3 separate regions of the Mus musculus genome follow, and regions 2 and 3 are each linked to region 1. Evidence: chromatin loops called from intact Hi-C (ENCODE). Cell type or tissue: gastrocnemius. All regions are shown on one strand.

Evidence for each region. Peaks named below come from ENCODE experiments on the same cell type or tissue, not always from the same donor. Only the 100,000 strongest peaks of a DNase experiment are listed, where the experiment ranks them.
Region 2: a loop joins it to region 1, with 2.5 times the contacts of the local background. A loop is called at or near these places in 11 of 42 quality-filtered maps.
Region 3: it touches region 1 in a loop (3-fold over the local background); 8 of 42 quality-filtered maps call a loop at or near these places.

The regions. Positions count from the first base shown.
Region 1 is chr8:8,988,568-8,996,567 of GRCm38, reverse strand. No RefSeq gene overlaps it. Among named protein-coding and RNA genes, the nearest start is that of 4933430N04Rik, 140 kb to the left of the region's middle. In gastrocnemius, a CTCF peak has its summit at 3,592 (motif pointing right); DNase peaks (open chromatin) are centred at 1,489, 1,795, 3,620 and 3,940; H3K4me3 peaks cover 2,025 bases; H3K27ac peaks cover 5,328 bases.
Region 2 is chr8:8,686,050-8,694,049 of GRCm38, reverse strand. Arglu1 (arginine and glutamate rich 1) reads left to right here and starts at 3,513. Exons shown (of 4, transcript NM_176849.3): 1 at 3,513-4,073. The coding sequence starts at 3,733. It overlaps Mir7654 (microRNA 7654), which reads left to right and starts at 3,888; the gene lies at 3,888-3,957. In gastrocnemius, no CTCF peak of the experiment used is centred here; DNase peaks (open chromatin) are centred at 3,487 and 4,043; H3K4me3 peaks cover 2,887 bases; H3K27ac peaks cover 3,303 bases.
Region 3 is chr8:8,818,795-8,826,794 of GRCm38, reverse strand. No RefSeq gene overlaps it. Among named protein-coding and RNA genes, the nearest start is that of Gm39127, 100 kb to the right of the region's middle. In gastrocnemius, no CTCF peak of the experiment used is centred here; no DNase peak of the experiment used is centred here; H3K27ac peaks cover 1,911 bases.

The DNA.
Region 1 (8,000 bases):
TCAGTAGGCACCTGCACATACATGGGGTACATTTTCACACACACACACACAGACAGAGGAATGCAAGGGTAAACAAAGGTAAATCTTTACAACCATGTCTTTAAAAAGAAAAGAAGGATACAGACAACACCAGGAAATGCCCCTTAGAGACAAATGACCTGTTCTCTGGCCTTCTCCATGGTCTGCCTGCTTCTGCTATGATTCAAAGCAACTCTGAGGTAGCTCGCAGCCCCTTCTGGGAGACAGAATTAGTGTCTTGTCTATGAATATTTCCATTTTGCTGTGAAGCAGAACTTACCTGCACATCCCCTAGAACCTGGTCAAGTCAAACTGAATCCACCGTATGTATTCACTAAGAAGGAAATGCCTGCTCCCCTAAGAGGGAAACCATCTATTTGGTGGCTTCTTCCCAAGACAAAAGTGGGTCTCAAATACCACCCGTTTCCAAGCGAGTCAAAGAGCAACTCAAGGTTCTCTAATGTATACAGATCTGAAAGCCTGTCTGAGATCCCACCGGTTCTAGACAGTTTAAACCTCCAAGATGGTTCACAGAAACTCAGCAAAAGTTGTGAGTGCCCCCCCACCCCCGTGAGTGCCACCCCTGCGGAGGTAAACAAGTGGGATCTATATTTTCAACTGATCTGAACCTGAATCTCCCTGGGTCTCTGTCAATAGCAAGGATTCTTGCTGGGCAACTGCAACCTTCAGCAGAAGCTACGTCCCTGGCCTCAGGATGTATTCTCAGATGCCCAAGCTGGGTTCTCCTTGATGGAGTCCTTAGAACAAATGCTCTCTCTTCCTCCCATCCCCGCAAACCCCTGCACTTCAATCAGAGGAACCAGGAGACTCCAAAGTGCCTTTCACACACCAGCGCCTCGGTGGACTGAGCCTGTGGTTGGAACTCTTTCATCTGCCCGCCTCCTGGAGGAGATTCTCTAATTGATAATGAATTCCTAGGGGGGTGGGGGTGGGGGATACGTGATTTCAGGCTGTAAATTAATAACTCCTTCCAAAGCATAGCACCCAGTTTTTAAAAATAATATTATCTACTACATGGTATGGGTAAATTTTCACAGTAAACTATTCCTAAGAAAGCAAATTTATGATAAGAAAAATTATAATGATTTTTAGTTTGATAGTGCATACTCGAGCAAGTCAATAATTGTAGCGACCTACTTTTCTAAAATATGAAAACCCCACATGTGTTGTCTCAGGCAATTTGTTGAGTTTCAAATTATTTCAAACTGGGAGCCTATATGTAGGGCAGGTGTCTCTTAAATCCCAAATCATGGGTTGCGTGCTGATGCTTGCCTTCAAAGCTTGGGGGTATTTAGGAAAAAAAAATAGTAACAGCAGTGTTGAGAGGAGGGAGGGAGAGAGGAAGAGAGGGAAAGCCGGGAACTGAGGAGAGAAGATGTGGAGGAGGGAGAGGAGGGCAGAGCGGAAGGAGTTAGAGTGGGGGAAGGGAGGCGGAGCAAGGAACAGATTCATTTCCTGGACCACCTTAAAAGCGTTCTTGGTGTTTTAAGCAACCCACAGGCAAGATCCCGGTTAAAGACTGGTGCTAAATCTTTGAATCAATTAATCAGGAGCCTGCGCAGAGCCACCCTACCCAGCTGCATGGACGGCCCGCAACTCCGGGCTGGGGATTCACCAGTTTGCCTCTGTGGCTGCCCTATTGTCGCGCTTGAAAAGAACATTCCCACAGTGCTGGCTCTAAAAACAATAAACATCGTATGTAAAAAGAAATGACATAACCTTGGCACTGATAAGGAGCGTTTCCCAGGGCTGCGGGGACTGTCTCGGGAGGGGCGACAGGCCACCCCCACTCTGGGGCCTGGGAGGAAGTGTCCAAGGAGGCCTGCTGGGGCCCTTGGGCTGTCCCAGCACAAAGAGCTAGGAGTGGGCAGGTCCCTCCCAGCCTCTGGAAAATCAATCTAAGGAAGTCTGATGCCATGGAACGGTTTCCTGTCCACTGTGTGGGAAATCTAGCTGAGTGCAAGCGCTGGTAACAATGGGACAATATATTATAATAAACAGGAAAAATAGCATTGGCCACGGAAATCAATAGCCTGAGTTCACCAGGCATTCATAAGATTGACAAGTGAATAAATTAAAACCAAAAGGTTAGCACACTGAAAGAGAAGTTAATTTTATGTCCGCCCTGGAGCCCCCTCTTTTGAGGCGCAAATTAAGACTGTGTATAATAAAATGAACATAAAGTCTCGAATTTAAAATAAAGCCTTCCTTAGGACTTACATGGTTAGACAAGCAGAGATTCCTTTACAGGCTCCCCCATGCATGGGTAGTCTCAGTCAGGCTGCATTTGCAACCCCCTCCACAGCGTGACCAAAGACTTATTTAAAGAAATTTCTTGCTTTAAATAAACCTGCTCTCAGCAGCCAACTGTTCCTCCAGGAAGTGATGGGACACCCCAATTCACTGTAGAGGCTTACCCAAGCAGAACCGAATGGAGCAGCCTGCACGCTGCTCTTTAATTTAAAGGAGAGAGGAAAAAGCCACTCGAGGCTCCTCCAAACCCCCAAATAATTATAAACAAGAGAACGTAACTGACTCTAGAGCCCACCTGGGTTAAACAAACAGATCAGCTCACAGTCTTCTGGCTTTGTAGCAGCTTCCCTTTCTTAAAAATGTTTTTAAGTTTGGGCTGTCTCTTAAGCCATAAAACTGCTTTAATTAGAATTCACCCGTGAGCATGGCTTGTGATAAAGTGTTCAATGTACCAAATTCCTTCTGATTACTAATAAAGACACAGCCTTGTTGGGCTGGTGGAGCCACGGGCTGAGGGTTTTTGAGACAATTAATTCTCATCCGGGTTCTGCAGCTGAGTTTCACTACAGGTTTGTTTCTCTAAGTGTGGATCTACCCCAGTTTCTGAGCATTTGTTTGATCATATCAGAGTGCAGTAAACAAGTCTCTGGCGGCAGGTGAGCTATTCCATGGACTATCAAGTTTGACTCAAAAACCGCGGGGAAGTTTTGCTGGGCTTTGAAGATGCTCTGGGGTCATCCCTGGTTTCTCCTGTTTTGTTTGACTGTAGCAGTTTCTGCCCAGGGAGGAGCACTGATGGAATCTATTGTTTAGGGAGTTTGAATGGTTTAGTCTTCAGTATATATTAACTAACCAAGGAGGTGCTGGACACATGACGGTGGATTTATGAAACTGTCCACCTGGGAGCTCATTAAAGCATAAATTCAGGACAGCCAGAGTTTATCTAAAATAACCCCCCTGCTATGTTTTAGGAGGTTGTGGGGAGGTTTATAAATAGCTGACTAGAATCCTTTGATCAGTTTATTATATATAATAAATCCCTAAAATTTTAGAGGGGTGGTGAGAATTTGGGGTTGCTGTTGTACATGTTTTGAGGAGTTTGCCAAGGAGGAGCTAAAAAGTCTAATTAATTAATTAATTTTATTTATTTACTTATTATTCATTTATTATAAACTCAGTAAGCTTATATTTAAGGGAATTCACATGTGACTTCTTCATTGCCCATGAGGGTTATTTATTAAATTAACTCGTTTTTCATTCTATCCTTTGCAGCTGATGAAAGAGAAGGGAAGTATCTGCCATCGCCAGCAGAGGGCAGTAGATCCCAGGGAAATTTCTGCTTACTTAAAAGCTAAAGCTTGCTTTAGTAGGCACAAAAAAAAAAAAAAAAAAAAAAAAGTCCTACCGTGAAAGCTTTTGCCAACATTCTGGCGTCAAAACGCAGGAAGACCTCAGCACTTCCTGGAAAATCCACTCTGTTGTGAACCTTCCCACCCAGGACTCCATATTGTCTAAAGCAGCCAGAAATAGAAATTGACTTCCCCTCCTAGCTCTTGGTTTAATTTAGCATCAACCCACCAAGCAGCAGAAAGGGCTGGGGCTGTATTCTGAAAAAGCACAGGGCGCTTTTGCTCAGTGTTAACAGGCATCATCAGGGCCTGATGTCAGCCAGGCCTGCAGTCAGCAGCCAACAGGAGTATAGCACCTTGGGCTTTGTGTCCGCATCCCCGCGGGAAGCTGACCCTGTTCCCTCCCACAGCAGCATTCTTTCCCTATGGCCTTCTCTGTCCGGGTTTTCGCTGTACATCTGACATCGTGGAAACCTTCTGCCTGATCACCCAGGGCTGAAGGAAACATAAATGCAAGCAAGGCTTCAGGTTCACCCTTGGACCTCAGGTTCTCCTATGAACTTTAACGGAGATGCTGGGTTAGGAAAACATTCTTTCTTAGGGCACAGCCCTTGATTCCCCTGTCTCTTGCAATGGGCAAGGGACGTTTATGAGGGCCTGCCTTGTCTTCCATACTCAGCTCTCCCATGACCTTCCCCTTCACAAATCACAACTGCAAGTCACTGTCCCCACCCCCACCCCTGACTTTTCGTGCCTCTGCTTCTGTCCTTGTTTATGAGTCTCACTTCTTACTGCTCCGGATTTTTCCTTGGTTCGGACTCTTCCAAGGAGAGCGAATCTAAGGGTAAAGGGCAAGGACTAACGTGAGCACCTTGAGCACCGGGAGGGTGTCGTGAAACAAAGGCAGCTGTGCCTTATGTAACTGCAGTCAATCAAATTGACTTCGGTGAGTAGGACTGGGGTAATTTCAGTAATGAGTGGGCTTGCTTTTTAAAAATTCATTGTATTATGAAAAGGAGGGGGGAAAAAACGAGTTTCTGAGTAGCTACCTCTCCCGCTGAAGTCGACATGAACTCTAAGGATTTAAAAGTCTTGTCCTTCTTTTAAAAAAAAAAAAGGATGGCACTTTTGGCTTTAAATGTGTCTTTGGGGTTGTATGTTGGTTTGAACTGAGGGACAACACGAAGCCAGCATTTTCAAATATTCCCAATCAAAGCAGAATAAGAACTCATGTTCTTCAAAGAAATGTTGTGTTGTCATTCTGGTAATGCCTATTTACTTTTAAAGGGAAGAAATTAAAACTAAATAAGGGTCATGCAGTCTCTAAGAGCTACACAAACTCAAACTGTCCAACAAGCAGGATTTCTGGCCCCTACTCCAAAACACTTGGCATCTTTCAGCAAGGTCTCACCCCAGATGAAGACTTCCTGTTTCCCTGAACAAAGGACCTTGGGTGATGATCACCTGGTGGCTGTGTCGGCTTTTGAAAGTCACTGTCAACATTTTCTCTGCTGGTCAGAATCCAGAGGATGCCTGTGTGGGCTTGTTCTGTTTTTCGTGTCCCCAGGCTGTAATTATTTCCACTGATCTCAGGGAGCACACACTAGTTCTCAACCCTCACAGGGGTTTATGGGCCGGGGCCGTAGGAAGTGTCTGGCTGTGACTCAAAAACTTGACCTTCAGGCCAGACTCTGAGAGACGCGCAGCCAAGGAGGCCTGCGCAAGCCCTCATCTTCCATTTCCTAAATAAGCAAGCCTGAAGCTGGAGATGTCTCCCAAAGAGGCTGACTCTCGCCAGATGGTAGGATGGCTGGCCCATGCACCCTTGTCCTAAGCCCAAATTTGTTCATCTTCATTTTCATTGGTCAAGATTTTAACATCTGGGCACCGGATAGAAAAATACACCAGCATTCCTCTGCAGAAGTATGCAAAGAATGAAGCCAAGTCGTCTTGAACCTTCTCCAGGCTAAACAGTCGTGGCTCTCTGTGTCTATGGTGTCATAGCCTACCCCCTGGCTTTGCCAAGGCCATATAGCTCACTCACTAAGTTCTTCGTAACCCACAGCTCTGGGAATTGAGCAGTGTGTTCCATGTGGCCTGGCTAACATGGGCTGATGATGCTGGCTCACCTGTGTCAGCAATGCTAAACCATTTCTGTACACCCCAATGACTTTGAGCAACGGGCTAAAAATAGACACATCTAAGCCCTTTTCTTAGAAACGCATGTTTCTAATGACCCAGAAAACTGCTTTTTAAATAAGCAAACTAACAGGGCCAACGCTGGGCATTTTGAGGAGTTTCTTTAGAGGTCTGGTTCTCATGTGGCATTCATTCTATTTCTTTGGTTCTAGTGTGCTTTAAGACCCATACTGATGTTGATCAACTTGAACATCTCACAAAGACCCTACTAGATACCCCTAACTACAGATACTCAAGTTTAAGTCTAAATCAAAAAATGTTACATTTACTCCTGACAGGTGAAATATAGGTGACCCATTAAATCTGAAGGCTAACACATACACACACACACACACACACACACACTAAGTGAGACTTATTTACATGAAAAAAAAATTATTTAGTGCCTCTCCAAAGCTCAGATGTAACTCTTTGCCCATATTTACCAACTTCAGCAACCCTGCCCTATGGAAATGTCTGGATCTGATTGGTTTTTCTAATCAGGCTTTTCTATGGCCAAGATGTGTTGCGCGCGCTCAACTGGCCAGGAAGAACGACGCTGCTACAGGATCCTTCTGCACACGTTTATTCAGTCCTGTTTCTTCTTTCTCTATATTTCCCTTGTTTATATCTCCCTTGTTTTTATATCTCCCTTGTTTATATCTCCCCCGAACCCTGGGCCTCTCACTCCTTTTATACTCTCTCTCACCGCAGGCCACGCCCCCTCGCCAGTCACGAGGCTTCAGCTAATCAGGGCAGCAGGGGCAAATCTCCACCAAATTGGATTCACCTGTGTCCTGGTACACCTGCGCAGCACTCAAGATGTTTGTGTCTTATATGAGGAAGTCAGGTGCAAGTCATATGACTTAGCTGCAGTCCCTGGCGCCTTTGGGACTACCGCCACACCCGCTCCCCACAAAGATGCACCTGGGATCTGTCCTGGGGTCTGTCCTGGGACTGTCCTGGGTCTGTCCTCAAGTGTTCTTGTCTCCTGCACCTACTGCTTCTATCCCTGAACATCAAGGAAGTTCCTGTCCCGATTATTCCCAAGGACACAACTCAGGTTGCTGTTTTTATTTTTGTAATTAAAACAACAACAGCCACAACCTTGGAGACTGTATGTCCCTGAGGTGATTCTGCACACAATCTCCATCTTTCTTTATTATGTATAACCTCCCCCCAAATCTATGAACCCTGCCATTTTTTTCCAGCTGTAACAGAAAGCATAAATATAGACTTAAAAAACCTGGGTTTAAACACTGGACCTACTACCATTTACCAGCCATACAACTTCAGACAAATAAAGAGATATCCTGAGCCTCAGTCGTCTCATTTGTAATATGGAGATACTTAGGGACATTACAAGAGGTTAATGAAATAAAAAATATAAGTTCTAAGAGCTTATATTTAATAATTAATAATTCCTTTAAAATGTCTTCATTCATGAATTTTTTAACTCCTTATAAGAGCTTCAAATTCAAACTGGCAAGAATGGGGATAGATTGCTTCTCGTTTCTCTTTAAGTCCATCACAGGCATAAAAAGAAATAAATCCATAGCAATAAAGAAAGCAAAGGAAGTCATCAGAGACGTGAGTTACTGGAAGACAGCAAGCCAAGTCTGTAGGTGTAGGAGCAGAGGCCCAAGAACAACTCACAGCACAGAGCTATGACGGGGCTTCAGGAAAAAGGGGCACCGCCACACAAAAGGCTGCAGGGTAACAGGGAGGTGCAGGTTTGTAGAGAGTGAGGGAAAAGAAGTATGGCTACCAACCGCGCCTGCCGAAGATCCTCTTCACTGGGGATCTTTAGTGCAGAGGTAATCGGGGATTTGATTCCAGTAAACGGCATAGGAAAAGCAGCAGCGACCCTGGGAATTCAGCGTAAAGCTCATGACCCTGCCTTTTAGCTGAGTCGGGGAGCTAGGGAGAGCCAGTGGCTGCCCTCTTCACTAAACGTAGCCCACATGGAAATATATCAAGATGGTTCCTCAAATGTCAGTCACATGAAGGAAGTCTGAGAGCTGTACAAGAGAGGAGGGGAAGGGCCCAGCTAATTCTCCTGACTTTCAGTCTCATCAGTGAGTGGACTGCCAAGAAGGAGACTCGTCAGAATGGGGGAAAGCAGGATACAGGAGAAAAGAGCACAGACTCCAAGAGGTAAGCCGTTTTAGAACACAAGGA
Region 2 (8,000 bases), 300 kb after region 1:
AACATGAATCAGTGGGCATATTCTAAACTACAGAACAGCAAAAAGAGATACTCTTGGAGGACCTGACGGTGGGGATGATTTTGCCCATTGAGCAAGAAGAAAAGGCAACACAGGGGACTGCCGATCACTCATCGGCATTCAAAGTTTTGAAATGGGAAAACTCCCTAATCAAGAATTTCTCATCCAGCAAGGTGATTGTCCAAATGCCCTGGAGAAGCAAAGACACCATTAGTAAACCAACACAGGAGAAAGTTACTAAGGAAGCGACTTTACAAGGAATGGTGAAAGCAGGTCTCCAGAGGGAAGGAAAATCTCTATAGAGAGGGTCGGAGAATGTGGAAAAGAACGCTATTCAGCTGTCCTTCCAGTGCCTTCCTGTTGGCAGAGTGGACTTATATCCAAGCCGGGTGCCCCCAAACCACGGGGAAGGTCCAGAAAATGTCCTACCTTTTGCGTTCAGGATATGGCTGCTTGCAAAGACAGCCCCCTTCCTTATGTGCTTCAAATTAGGTTCTCTGAAGCGCTCTTGCTTTCTGTGATGTGGCTACACACAGGCCCTTTATGGTCTTTTCCTTGCCTCCTTCATGAGCTGACTTCTTTTGTCTTCAGGGAGGAATGAGAATGTGTTTGCTAGTCGACCTTTTAGTTAAGTTCGCCTCTCTTCCTGGTGTCTGTGGCCTTGGCCAGCCTCCTACTCAAACCTTCTGGGTGCTATCTCAGCTCTCCTTCTCTGCACCAGAGCTTCCAGAAATACTGTCTTGAGAAGGACCGCCTTTTCCCTAACTCTAAAAACTCCCTAACCTGATCGGTACAGATGAGCTGGCCAGGGCTTCTCTGTGCTGCAGTGGTCCACAAAAGCCTTCTCTTATGATGTTTACATTTACATTTGCTCTAGATTTGGCCTTGACTTTGGACTGGTTACTGGTCCCAGCTCTCAGGGATCAGCCCGTGTTACCACCTTGTCACTGTTCTGTGATCCTGTGCAATTCAAACAAATTTCTGGGAAGGAAGTCCTGTGCCTTTCAACCTGGTACCATCAACAGCTCTTGCTCTGCCATTTGAACAGGATGGTCCCAGATCCTTGCATCTCATACTTGTGTGTGCTTTTTGCACACAGAAGAGCCTTTCCCTTAGTAAAAGATTCTGTTAGTTTCTTCCTGAAGCACAGGAGAGCCTTCTTTTTTGTTTGTTTGTTTGGTTGGTTGGTTTGGTTTTTCGAGACAGGGTTTCTCTGTGTAGCCCTGGCTGTCCTGGAACTCACTTTGTAGACCAAGCTGGCCTTGAACTCAGAAATCTGCCTGCCTCTGCCTCCCAAGTGCTGAGATTAAAGTACCATGGCCGGGCTGAGAGCCTTCTTTTGTTCTGAATACACTTAAAATTAACCTGGGATGGTATTAGATCTCCCAGCCTCCATTTCAGATGAAGAATTAGATATCTGGTCATTTATCTTTAGGGGAAAGGCTGTTTGCATTGTTCAGAAAAGAACAGTTTCAGACTGAAACAAAAGGTAGTTTTTGGAAGTTAGAGTTCTCCAGATTCAATGACCAGAGAGAGCTGTGATGAAAGTGGCTTACTCTGGGTTGAAGGTGTGCAAAATCCTGTCATTTAAAATTCTCTAGAAAGCTGTTTTACATTACTATGGAGGCCAGACAAGATTGTTGTATTTATTTACTGATTCATGATGCTAGCCAAATGTCCCCTCACCCTGTGTTCCAGGTGCTGGGCCTGGCATGGGTTCACTGCTGAAAGGCAGATCAGGGGACTGTGCCTCTCTCAAGGGGAATTTCTCAGCAAGACAGAATATTGCTAAAGTGACTGACAGCCAGCTAAGGTACTGAAAGTCTGATGGTGGTGTTACCCTCAAACTCCTGTCTATCTTGAAACACAGGATGGAATGTCTGCAGATGTCATGAAGATGAGGGTGCTCTGGAGCCTGGAGGGAAACTACACTCAACTCTCATAAGAAGGTGGTACGGGCCAGGGCACTTGCTCAAGACCTTGGTTTATGCCGGGCAGTGGTGGCACATGCCTTTAATCCCAGCACTTGGAAGGCAGAGGCAGGCGGATTTCTGAGTTCGAAGCCAGCCTGATCTACAAAGTGAGTTCCAGGACAGCTACACAGAGAAACCCTGTCTCAGAAAAAAAAAAAAAAAAAAAAAAAGACCTTGGGTTACATCCCCAGCACCACACACACACATAAAAAGAAAGAATGAGGCTACGATGGTGATGGTGTACGCCTTTAATCCCAGCATTTGGGAGGCAGAGGCAGGCAGATCTCTGAATTCCAGATCAAACTGGACTACAAAGCTAGTTCCATGATAGACCACAGAGCTGTCCAGGGCTGCAGAGAGAAACTGTCTCAAAAAAACCTACACATACACACACATACAGAGAGGTAGAGTGGAATCCTTACTGCCTTTGAACCTCCAGAAGAACCCTTCCTCTAAACTTCATGAATTGGACCTAATATGCAATGTTTCAGCATTAAAAGGTGGGCCCTTTGGGAAAGAGAGTAAGCCCTGGGGCTTTGGTTTAAAAAAAAATGCAACTAGTGTGTTTTGTGTGTGTGTGTTTTGTTTGGTTGGGGTTTTTTTGGCCTAGTGTTCTTAAGATGTTTACAAGGGAACCCTTATCTTATGCATTCTTTTCCCCTCCTAAGGTCTCCTGCTGGAAGCTCAGACAGAATCCTTAGCACAAACAGATCCACTACTTAATAGAGTTCTCAGCCTCCAGAACTGTAGGAAACAACTTTCTCTTGGGTATAAAATAATGAGTCATTGGTATTTTGCTATAGCAGCTCAAAAACTAAAAGACTCATTGAGATAGGCCACTACCCATTTTTCTTTTCGATGTCTTTAAAGAGAGCTATTGCTCTCTGGGACTAGGCCTTGAGCTCATTATGTAGTCCAGGCTGGCAAAATCCACAAAACTGTAACCTTTTAAATAAAACTTTATTAAGAGCATTTAACTGGCTCTAACATATACATTCTTAAGAAAACTTGGGACTCCTCTGGGCATTGTTCTAATTTATTGTTTGTTTACAATAAATTATTAACAATTTATTAATTGTTCTGGTTGGTATGTATGCATGCATGTATGTATGTATGTATGTGTGCAACCCCAGCTGGCCTCCAACTTACTAAATAGCCAAGGCTGACCTTGGACAACTGGTCCTTCTGATCCATCTTCTAGGGGCTAAAATTCTGGGCATGTACCACCACATCCAACTCACAATTGATACATTCTCAATGCTGGCTAAGGAAACAACAGGACTTTCCCAATTACTCGGGCCTTATCCTGTCTTTCAGCCAAGGCTCATCATAAATATTCTCCAACTCCTAAGGTTTTCGTGGGTCTTGTTGAGGTGAAAGTTAAAGACCTGAAGGCTGGCCAGCATTCTTCTCTTTAGTTGCCACGCAGCGGCGGAAAGAGCCGAGCGCGCTCGGCCGCATTCGCCGGCCCTCCTAGGCGACGTCGTCAGGGGGCGGGGCTCGTGCCGGCACGCTCGGCGCGGGGCATTGTGGGAAGGGCGGCCGGTGCTGCCACAGCTGCCATCTTAGGGACTCCGGGCCGGGCCTGCTAGGCCTTCGCGGCGGAGGCGGCCGTGTGCGTGGCGGGTGCGCTTGGGGCGAGGCGGAGGGTCCGCGGGCGGGGGGCCGCGCTTCCCAGCGGCGAGGGGGCGGCCTGCGGCGGGCAGCGGGCGACAGGCGGCGGGCGCCGCGCGGCGCGAGGATGGGCCGGTCGCGGAGCCGGAGCTCGTCCCGCTCTAAGCACACCAAGAGCTCCAAGCACAACAAGAAGCGCAGCCGCTCGCGCTCGCGCTCGCGGGACAAGGAGCGGGTGCGGAAGCGCTCCAAGTCCCGGGAGAGCAAACGGAACCGGCGGCGGGAGTCGCGCTCCCGCTCGCGCTCCACCAACGCGGCGGCATCCCGGCGCGAGCGGGAGCGCGCCTCGTCCCCGCCCGACCGCATCGACATCTTCGGGCGCACGGTGAGCAAGCGCAGCAGCCTGGACGAGAAGCAGAAGCGCGAGGAGGAGGAGAAGAAGGCGGAGTTCGAGCGACAGCGAAAAATGTGAGGGGCGCGCGGCTGGAGGCGCGGGGCGCGCTCACGGGGGCCGGGTGGGGCGGGAGCGCCGGCCCGGAAGTCCGAGTTGAGGGCGCGAGGCGGGAGGTTGGCGGGGCTGCGGATCCCCGGGCCCGAGGCGTTGGAGCGCAGGGCACCTGTGCGGGGGTCCGTCCCGGGGCGCGCCCGGCTTGAGAGTGTGGGCCCTTTCTGAACCTCCTTTCATACGGTCGTTCAAAGACAGATGCACAAAGTTGCAGCGGACACCCGGGGTGCCTCTCCGGCCCCTCTCTTTTTTGTCTTGGCCTCAGCCCCTCTAGTGAGCATGCTTGACCCTACTGTTGACCCTGCTGTTTGCCCGCCTAAATGCTTCTAGTTTCAGAGCGCTCTTATCCGAATTTTTCACTTAGGGCAAAACCGGTTCCCATCAGGGGACTGGACTTGAAATTTGGGGGAAGATCACGTGGTTTTGAGTGAGGCGGCTTTCGATGTGAAAGTAGGTGTTGATGACCCAACCAGAGTAAACTTGAACGTTGTGAAGTACTTTTTTAAAAAAGATGTGCCCAGCCCCCCTCCCCCCCCCCGCCCCAGCCACGTGGAGCAATAATACTAAGCATATGTGTTCCCTGTTAAGCCAGCCATCGTTTCCGGAGTAATTAACTGAAGACTTGAATAAGTGGTTATGAAGCAGGAACTAGGTAGTTTGTGTATATGACTTGTGTAGGGGTTTCTATTTTCTGCAAAAAAATAGAAGGCAGATTTTTGTGGTAGGCAGGTTTTCCAGAAGCCCCTAGGAGGGAGGTAAGGGATTGAACACAGCGAAGCACTGTAGTGGAACTGGGGTCTTGGCTTGTACTGTTTCTCAGTACACCTTGGCCACATAGAATCCTGTTAGGATCTGGAACAAGCCTGTAGCTTAGTAGAACATAGACATAGTTGTGTGTGACAGTTGACAGTTCTCCACGTGAAAACAAAGGAGTCATCACATTGCACGTGGACAGCATAGGATGAAATGAAACATCGATAGAGCTGTGTTCAACTATGCCATTAGCATTGAGAAGGGAAAGGGACAGGGCTGGCAGCCAATGCTAATACTAAATTCTCCATATCCACTAGACACTGCTCCAACGTGGTCTAATGTTTTGCAGAGAATACACTGAAAAGACAATGGAGATGGTGCCTTGGGAGTGAGGGAAAGTAGTTTGCTTACAAATATTGGTTGGCTAGTTCATTCAGCTAGTTTACTGAACCTTTAATAAGTGCCAGGGTCAGTTGATAGGAAGATGATCGATTTGCTCCTTCTGACATGCTCTAGCTCAGATGGCTGGTAATACTATAGTAAATTCAGCGGGAGTATCTCATCAGGAATGCAGGGTAGGCGATGGTGAGGCTGTCAGGCCTGTAGGGTGTGTGTGGACCAAAGGAGTAAGCTGTCTTCCTGGTTCCCTGAGAGAACAAAGTGGAAGGAAGAATGGAAAAGGAACTGACTGAAAAAGTATTGAGTATTTGTATTCGTACAGTTGGGTGTGGGATACAGGCAAAGCACTGGAGTTAGCTGTCAGGTTTATAGTGTTATTACTGCAACTGTTCTCTACCTTCCGTTGCTTTAAATGAGACCAGACTGTCAGGCAGTGTAGTTGAGAGGGAAAAGCAGGAGTCTGCCCTTGACACACCTAGGTTCTGTATATAAGAAAGAGCTTAGCTAACTAAGGTGGTGACAGACAGGGCTTTACTCTGTTAATAAAACCTGGGGAATAGATAGAGTGCCATGGGGACTATATAAAGAGAAGAGCAGTTGGTTCCAAGGATTGAAAAAAACATCAGGGAATGTATATTTGCAGTAAAAAAAAATAGTCCAGGGTGGGACATGGTGATGCTAAAAGTCTGTGAGTGCCTGGAATGTTTTCATGGAGTCTGGAGTTAGATGAGTAGACTAGTATAATTCCAAGGCCTTAAAGAAATCATTTGAGTTCGTCTGTGAAATGGAGTCCCATTTTATTGTGAAGATTGGAGATGCTATCAAGTACTTAGTTCTTTTCCTGAGAGTGAGTCAGTCAGTGTTACTGAGTATAACTGACCATGCTTCCAGGCACAGCTTGCTGAATAATTCAATAAGAAATCCAGTAATTATAATCTTAGTTCATTAAAATAATTCAATAACATAATTAAAAGGTGGGCTTTTACATTTTCACATTTTTTAAAAAAGATTTATTTATTTATTATATGTAAGTACACTGTAGCTGTCTTCAGACATCCCAGAAGAGGGCTTCAGATCTCTTTACAAATGGTTGTGAGCCACCATGTGGTTACTGGGATTTGAACTCAGGACCTTTGGAAGAGCACTCAGTGCTCTTAACCTCTGGGCCATCTCTCCAGCCCCCTTATTCACATTTTTGAGGAGCTAATTCACATGGCTCAAAATTGAATCAGATCTTCCTCTTGCCCTTGGATCTCAGCCAAGTATCGTGATCTCCCATCCATGTACTATACCAATATTAACATTTCCTATGTATTCTTTTAAGTTGTGCTAACTGCTGAAAAAAGATAACGAATAACCTGTAGCAAATCATATCATTGGCCTGGTAACTTCCTCCAGCCAGTGACGTCTGAGTTTCAATTCTTAGTGTTACCTGAATTACAAATCAGGAGCCCAAGAGTATCCCAGGTGAACTGGAATTCATGATTCTTAGGCAAATAAGCAGAGCTCATGTTTGAGGGTAAAGAACTTTGGAATGAATTTACTCCGTGAGCCTATATATTTCTGGAGCTTAGAGCTTTTAAGACAGTGGTGGAGCAGCACCAAGACCTCTGCGTCACTTTGGTACTGGTTCTCTTCCCATCCTTGCCTCACCTTTTTCCTGGAGAAACTGCTGGGTACAAAAGATTTAAGCCCATTAGATTGCGGGTCTGTTAAGGTTCATTATGTCACCACACAGCATTCATCCTGTTCAGTAGAGTGGCTATAATTTACCTCAGAAACAGGAGTTTTAAATAATGGCATGCTACATAAACACAAGTGGCCCAGTGTTTAGTACCTTGTTAGGTATGAAGTAATTAGTGTTTACTAGTAATTACTAAGCAATTCCTACAGGTTCCAAGATCTGAGTTTCCTTGTTTTTAGGATGTCTTAAAATACAGCATCAGTTCTACCTAGCGAGCAGTGCCCTCACTTAGCCAACCCTGGTTTGGTTTATTTAATCAATTACCATCTTTGAAATACATGAGAAAAATGAGGACCTGTTGCCACTTGATAAAACCTTGATCTTGATTCAATAACTTGTCCTAGGAGTTTCTTTAGCTAAGCACTGGGCTCCAGGGATGAGACAAAGATTAGAGAAAGGCAAGATTGAACAACCTCTCTTCCCCTTCCCAAGGAACCCGTGAGCAAGGCACTCTGGCACTGAGGGCAGCAGCTTTTGAGGAGAGGCTTCAGAGAATCTGTGAGTCTTTCTGTGAGATCAGGACCAGGGTTGCTTTGGCTGCCTTTTGAAGAACGATTGTTGGTTTAATGGAAGGGTTGGGCTAATGGTGTTGTTATTGTTGGCTTCCTGTTAACTTTGGCCATCAGTGAAGATGATGTACTCTAGTTGCCTAAATTGGTTGTCTGTGTGCCTGTTGGTTTTCTGAGTTTTATGTAGAAAGGGAGTAAGATAATATGGCCTTGAACTTTTTTTTTTTTTTTTTTTTTGCCACAGACTCTAGAAACAGATTCGATATTTATCTCTGGGTCCTGAAGATGCATTTTTAGTCTTTTTGAGAATAATAACCAAAATTATGTTCTGTGAGGCTTGTAGCAGTGCTGAGAAGCCCGGACCTTGCCCACTCCTCATTTATGGTGCATAAATAAGGTTATTGGAGGCATGCTGGGGTGCCTTACAGTTCCCCCAGGAACAAAGGGAGACCAGCAGCCCTGCTTTAGACTATAAAACCTCTGAG
Region 3 (8,000 bases), 170 kb after region 1:
CACCCAGAAAATCACTGAGACATTTCTAACTAGTCCCCCTTAAGTCCTGTACTGATGCCTGGCTTCTGAGATTCTCCGGCCACTGCTGCCTAACTGTCTCCTTTCTATTTCCAAGCTCCACATCTCTTCTGAGCAGACAAACAAGGTGTTTGGGTTTTTTTCTTCTCACAGATGGCGGTTCTGTGCATCGAGTCTGAGGTCCTCAGTTCCATCATTTACATCAGATTTTCATCTTAACAGAAACCTATTACAGATGGCAGGCTTAAGATCACAGATGTTGCCTTGATTTTGGAGGGATTTCCACAGCAAGTCGGACTCTCAAGGGGCAAGAACTGCTGGAGATAGTTGGGGCTTTTGGCACTGAGTCAATTTTATCATCCACACCCACATCGGAGCAGCATCCAGGAGAAGCACAGAAGGAAAATTACCTGTTAAGTGCTCGAAAAGCCAGAACTGTTTGTGCTTGGCTATAGTCGGGGAGAAGTTGCTTCTTTTTCACGTAAAAGTTTTTTGCATCAGTGCTACCATTAACAATCCAATAAAAGCTTGGTCAGAATGGGCTTTATACATTTTGTATGTAACGGTGAACTGTAAATTTGATGGGGAAAGGGAAGTATCATTTATTAATCCCTGTTCATTTCTCCTTATGGTCAGTTGAGTGGCTCACTGACAATAGTAGAGGTTTTTTTTTGGTTTTTTTTTTTTTTTTTTTTTTTTTTGTTTTTTTTTTGACAGGCAGGGATAACTCAACAATGGAAGACTCCATGCCGGACCTTGAGCCATTTCTAATCTATCAAAGTAATATAAACCCCAAAACCTATCCACAAAAGAACCTGCGTGTTATGCAGATCACAACCCAAGGATATAGTATTAAGTGCTGTAGGCATGACTGGACCATCTGATACATCGGATCTTTGTAGAATTACATCACTTCCCAACATTTGTGAGTGTTCACTATAGGAAATGTAGAAAACAGTAAATAGCTTTGGAAGGACATAGTGAATATTCACAACTCTACTCATCAACAATGCAAGTAGTCAAATCTACTCAGATGGCAAATTTGCTGAGTATAAGGGAGCACTAACTTTGTCATGGGCAAAGGATACCATCATACTTTCCACCTGAGCATTAACTCAAGAATGCTTCTCTTACACGTAGAACTCTTGTAGCAACTTGTGCCTCATGTGTCTGTTAGTACCCATCATGGTGGATATGGAAGGAAAAATAAGAGATACTTGTATTTAATGTTGGCAAATACCAGGTACAATTAAAGTCCTTCTTTAAGAAACAGTCGAACACACACGAACACACACACACACACACACACACATACACACACACACACACATACACACACACACACACACACACACACACACACACATACACAGAAAAAATATTAAAATAGAACAGGAGCTCCAGAGGGATCTATAAATACTCGAGACAGACAGTGTATTGGATCGTCATCTGAGGATGCAGAGAGAGGCAATATCTCTGAGCATTATTAAACGGAGACCGTAAGAAATGCTTTCAAGTTCCTGAAACTCGTTATAACAACAATATTGTTTACAGCTGTTGTTTCTGAATATTTTTGTTAGCAAGAGAGTCTTAGTTTTCAAATCAGAGACTCCAATGTAGAAAATTCTGTGAAGGGTAGGCTTGGAGCTGGGTGACTCCAAATGCTCAGCAGGAAACTCGGCTGGGCTTCAAGCCAGTGGCTGTACTGGTGACATGAGTCTTGCATCTTCATTCTCCAGAGGTTGGAACTGATCGACCTCCCTGCTCCTTCCCACCTTGAGCTAGAGAACCCCTGGTATATACACATCAGGTGGATGGATTCATTTTGAGCTACTCCTGAACTCAGAGTCAGTCACATATTTGGACATGCCTTCCCAAGATTCCCTCTAAAGCTTAAAATGACAAAACAAGAGGGTGAGAGGAAAGGTTCTTGCAGCTAACAAACGATTAGCTGTGTGGGCTTTCTCAGAGCCCCTGGATAGGGAAGGATGGTAAAGAGCTAACCCAGACCAAGGCTCTGTCAGGATACACTTTTGTGAGGTAAGCTTACTGCTTTGATCCATATGTGTAATTATCCCATTTCTCTAGTAGGAACAATGAGCGTTGAGAGTTAAACACTGAAAAATTACACAGCTGGTTCCAAGACCCAGATCTCACTACTTTACAAAATGTTGATTTCAAGGACTGGTGTATATCTCAGTGATAGAGTGCCTGCCTGGCATGGGCAAAGCTCTGGGATCCCTTCCTAGCAATAGACACACAGACACACACACCAGAGAGAGAGAGAGAGAGAGAGACAGATACGGACAGGCAGGCAGACAGACATGCATCTACCAACACATGGAAAAGGAGAGCCCATTCTAGGCCAGTTTTCCATATGTTGCCCACTTCAAGTTTTTAATCTCTTTTATAATTAAAACTTTCAAAATATAAAATTAGGTCTTAGAACAGATTCTAAAATCTTATGTGAGACAATTTCTGAAAAGAAGTTGAACAATATGCTAATGGTGTTGTCTGGAAACAGTAGGGGAGAATGTTTGATTTTACATTCTTTTGTATGAGTGTGTTTATGCTGGGTTCACAAAAATAGCTAATTCTTACTAAAACATAATGAAATTAGTTTGTTTTAAAGGAGGTAAGCATAGGTCCCCTTTTCCTCTGCACAAACACACACACAAGTTGAAGATTCATAATTCTTTTTTTTCCTTTATGATTTCTCTTGAATTCCCACCATAAATATTTGTGCAAATGACTGGAATAAGTATTATATAAATGAGAAAACAAGTTGTTCTTCCATAGTTTTTTCAATTTTCCTGCCTAGACTGCACCAGAATTGAGCCCAGCAGAACCAGGAAACCTCCTATGCCAGTATTCTCAGGGTTTCCTTACTTTGGAAGAGTGATAACACAGCATTCACATGAGACCAGCAGGCCTGAGAGGTTTCCGAGAGCCAGAGCCACCCCTGACTTCCTACAAGTTTTCTCATGTAATAAACCCAACAACTCCATGAGTAACATAACGTGTGTCTGCGCTTCTTCACCGATGAGGGAACTGAGACTGAGCCATGGTGAGGCATGCTCGCCAAGGTGCCAGCCAGTGATGGTGGCACTGTACTTGAACCCTGGTCGTCTGGATTGTAGATACTGACTCCGAACACAAAGTCACATTTCCTTTGTCATAATGAGACCGACACACAGATGATCACTGCTTCAAGACCCTCAAGAATACACCTGTTCACAAGACACATTGTCGTCTGCCTGCAAGCACTCATGTCTGGGGAGCCCTATAGTTGTTTGTGAACACAGAATCCTTCTGCAGACAGGACATAGCCATTACCGCTCATCGTGGATCTCTCTGGCACATTTTAGTCTAGTTTGCTTCCCAGTTTATATCCCTCTTGACGAGAAACTATTTCAGTAAGACAAAAAAGAAAAGAGAAAAATGCATTTTAAGTATTTTAAATTAAAAAAAACAAAAAACAAAAAACAAACAAACAAAAAACAACCACTTGCTTTTGAGGCAGGCATGAAGCCATTGGTTGAATTCCTAGCTTCGCTTTCTTGGCATTTTGAAAACGCCTTAGCGAAGGGGAAGGAAACAATAGCCTCACGATGTCCTTTTCCACGGGAAAGGGAAATTAACTTCCAAGGACCTATTCAACTTGCATATTAGAACTATCCCTTTTTGTATAACTCTTCCATGATAGGAAGAATCCATAGTATTCAGTAATCACAAATGAAGAGCAAAGGGTTTGTGGTCAGTCTATCCATGGCTGTGAGAGACGTCCTCCTACCCTCCGTTCCTCAGCAGACTGTTCTAGGCTCTGGATTTGCCTGTAACGGGGCAGACCCCTGACATCACTCACAGACAGGACATGTGAGCTTCTGAATAGAACACATCAGCGAGCAAACCCAACTCTCGGCTCCACGGGATTTTAAGTTCTAGTGAGTGAGGTCGCGCACAAAGCAGCTGAGCAGTGTGAATGTCAGTTCAGGAGGGAACATGTGATACAGAGAGAGACAGGGACGAGGAGGAGGTGCTGGACTGCTGTCCACACAGAGGTGACCTGTGAGCGAGCTGAGTGACATCAGGATGCTTGTGGAGTCCTCAGGAAGGCCCGTGCAGGATGAAGATGCCGTCTGATTTAAAGCTCTGAAGCAGAGTGGAACTGAGAATACATTACTGTTGCTGCCACAAGACCTGAGCTAGGCACTTCTCAAGCTGGAGGAAGGCTGGCCGAAGTCTGAAGGCGGTATATGAGTTGTACGTTTTCCTGGCATGGATAATATAGAGGTCAGAATGCTTCAATACATGGGGCATTCCTCCATCAAGAGGCATGCAGCCTAAGATATTACCCATGCCCAGCATGAGAAATCCTGTCCTACAATCCCCTGTCCACTCTCTCACATTGGTCCATCTCCTCTGGTGACTGTGGCACCCTGTGACTAAGAAGAGAAATTTAGGAATGAAGAAGGAGGAGGAAGAGAGGGAGAGGGAGAAGGAGAGGGAGAGGGAGAGGGAGAGGGAGAGGGAGAGGGAGAGGGAGAGGGAGAGGGAGAGGGAGAGGAAGAAGAGGAAGAGGAAGAGGAAGAAGGAAGGGAGGGGAGGGGGAGGAGGGAAGGGGAGGGGGTGGGGGAGGAAGGAGGAAGAGGAAGAAGAAGGGAAGACAAATAAGCTGTTACTAACAACTATGAGGAGAGTGCTCATCCAGCATTCACCCTAGTGAGTAAGAACACTGCATACAGAAGGAACACACAATAACCTGTTCAGGATGAGTTCGCCACCGCCTCCCTGACACCTTAATGGTCAAATTGAGTTGCAAACACCCCTCACCTACATTGAAGCTCCTCTGTGTCGTATCCCCTAATTCAGACACACAGCACAAGTTCATCTGGTCTTATGTAGCATCACTACCCCCAGTTTGCAAACAGCTGGCAGCAAACCACATGGCAGTAACTAAAGGGGTCCGATAGAAACCCGAAGAGATAAAAATGACAAGGTGAAAGGAAGAAGACGTGGTGTTGGGGCTGGACATGAGGAATGTTGGCCAGCATGAAGAGACACATTCTAGATGCTGGGCACCATCATCAAGATAGCTTTGAGCCATCCTGGCAGGATGATACATAATATAAGAAGGTGCACAGGGCACACTGAAAAGGAATTCAGAAGTCAAAAGTCTTGGTGGTTTGTGTGTGTGTGTGTGTGTGTGTGTGTGTGTGTGTGTGTGTGTGTGTATTTGGAATACCTATCAAGTGAAAGTACCCTGTTCTATTGCAAAATATGTCTAGGATTTTGATGGGGTTCTGTTAATTTAAAAAAAAAACTACAAGCCGTTTGTACTTTGTGAGATTATAAAACTTTCATGCAAACAACTGGGTCTTTTCATGTTCCCGTGTCTCCCTGATAAGCCATTTTATACACTGTCACTATGAGCTTGTTGGCCAACAGCCAGCTACATTTTTCTTTGGGAATAAGGGGCAAGCCGTCACAAGGCTACTCATTCTCACCCTGTCTCAGCAGTTACACATTCAATAGTGTGCTCTTGAGTGTTGCTTGCATTTCTTGCCTCTGCAGTGCCATGTTCTCTTTCTTCAGTTTGAAAAAGGGAGATTTAAGGAGCGAAATACTGCGTGGGGAATCCTCCCCCATCAGGAACCGAAGCTAAGGGGAAGGCTTGCAGGCTTAGAAAACAGTCCTCGGGTCATTGTACCCACTTAACCGGATAAAGTAAAGGGTATTGGCACAGACACATGTCCAAGTAACTAAGACTGATGCGCACACACAGAAATGTCATGAGTTCCTTACATTTGCATGGGAAAACTGGCGATGAAATGTACTTATGCTAATATCCTATATTTATAAGATATAACTCCTACTCAGTATGTTTATAATCACTTGAAGACACTGGAAGTCAGGTGACAGTGATGACAAACCAGGAGACCTGCCAGGGCCGCTGTAGAGGACCTCGAGCCTGCATTATTTCCTGGTGACATAGTGCTATGTGTTTCGGATTGTATCCATCTAGTTTCACAGTTCATTAACAGGACAGCCCATGAAGAGATTGCACTTATTATCTGGGCCACTGCAGCAGACACACACAGATCCTGACACAAATAGAGCACCGTTTAGATACTTTCAGAATCTGTCACCCACCTTAGATGCTGATAAATGTCTCTCCACACTGCTGGGTCAATTTACATTGTCTAGAATTAGGGGGAGCAGAGAGTGCACACATATATGGGGTGGTGTTGGAGGAAGCTGTTGGCTCTGAATGAGAATGCCTGAAGGACAAGCTTGATAAAGAACTCTTTTCAGACCATTGGGGGACCCAGAATAATGAAGTCAAAAAGGCTTGGGATGTTCTACTGCAAGGGAAAGCAATTGATGAGGATCAAGTCCAGGGAGATTTAGGCTAGGTGCAACTGTATTGCTCTGCATGTATGTATGTATGTATGTATGTATGCATGCATGTATGTGTAGCTGTACATATGGGCATATGTGGAGTGTGTGTGCATATATGTGTACTGGCATATACATGAGTATGTGTGTGCATGTGGGAGTGTGTGTGTATGTGTGTATGTGTACATATGAGCATGTATATGTGTGTGTGCTGGTGTATACATGTGCATGTGTGTGCATATGAGCATTTGTGTGTTTGTGGTATGTGTGTGTATATGTATGTGTGTAGATGTACATATGGGCATGTGTGGTGTATGTGTGCATATATGTGTGCTGGTGTATATATGGGTATATGTGTGCATAAAGGCATATGTGTGTATGCAGGGGGTGTTCATGTGTATAGGTATACATATGGGCATGTGTGTGCACATGTGTGTGTGCTGGTATATACATGTGTATGTGTGTGCATGTGAGTGAGTGTGTATGTGTGTGTGTCTGTGTGTTAGTGTTTTTGTTTTGTTGTTTTAGAGAAAGGATGCCTGGGGCATGAACTTACCATGGAAGGCGTGAGTCCTAAGTTAATCATCTGTCTACCTTGGCTCATAAGAGCTACTCTGTGTGGCTGGGGATCCCTGGGAAGGTCAGAGGAAATGGTCTGTTGGGCGTGGCTTCAAAGGGTGGACAGTGAGCAGTTTGACTTTTCCCATCAGTGTCTAAATTTATCTCCATTGTTTCTTTCCTTTCTTTCTTTTTTTTTTTTTTTTCTCTTTTGCACTAAAATGGGACTTGGGCCCAGGGAAGGACAACAATATCTTGACAGAGAACTGTGTGCATGGAAGACAGGGTCATCTACATTGTCTGAACTCCATGTGTGACAGAGATTACACTTGGAGAGAACAAAAGAACTACGCAACAGAAATGTCCCCTGCCAGTAAACAAGCGAAACGTGACTCGCTGTAACAGGCAGCTTCCTGAAGCATAGCAGTTTATGAAAATAATTGTCCCATTCCCACCCCTCCCCTGGCGTTTCTCCCTGAGAAGGAGACTTCAGACAGAAGGGGTTTCCTAAGGCTTGGACTGCTCCTTGGGAGTAGCTTGAAGATGGACCGAAGCTGCATGAGCGGAAATTTAATCAGCATGCTCTTGTTTCACCAAAGGATACTTGGATGGCCACCCTGCGCAGTAGTTACATATGACTAGAAGAAGCCTGACTCAACGCTATGCTGAATGAGTGGAGTCCGGTCCCCTCATTTAAATGGAAGGCAGACTGTGTGGTTCAACAACGTGCTTGATGAAGTTACTGTTGCTTGGTATTTTAAAGGGCCTTTCATCCACTCAGTAAAAGATTCTTCTAGAACAAGCTCTTAACGCAACAGTGGATGTGCCTTCTACTGTAAGATTCTTTCAATGCCTTTGCAAATATGAACACTTTTGACTATAACAGTTCTGCCCTTAATAACAAATATTTACAACAGTTTAAAAAAAAACATGCAGTGTGGATAGTATTCCAAGATGCATACTGAAAGCATTCTTGTCCCAGAAGATGTCCCAGACAACAACAATGATGTATCAAGATCTAGATG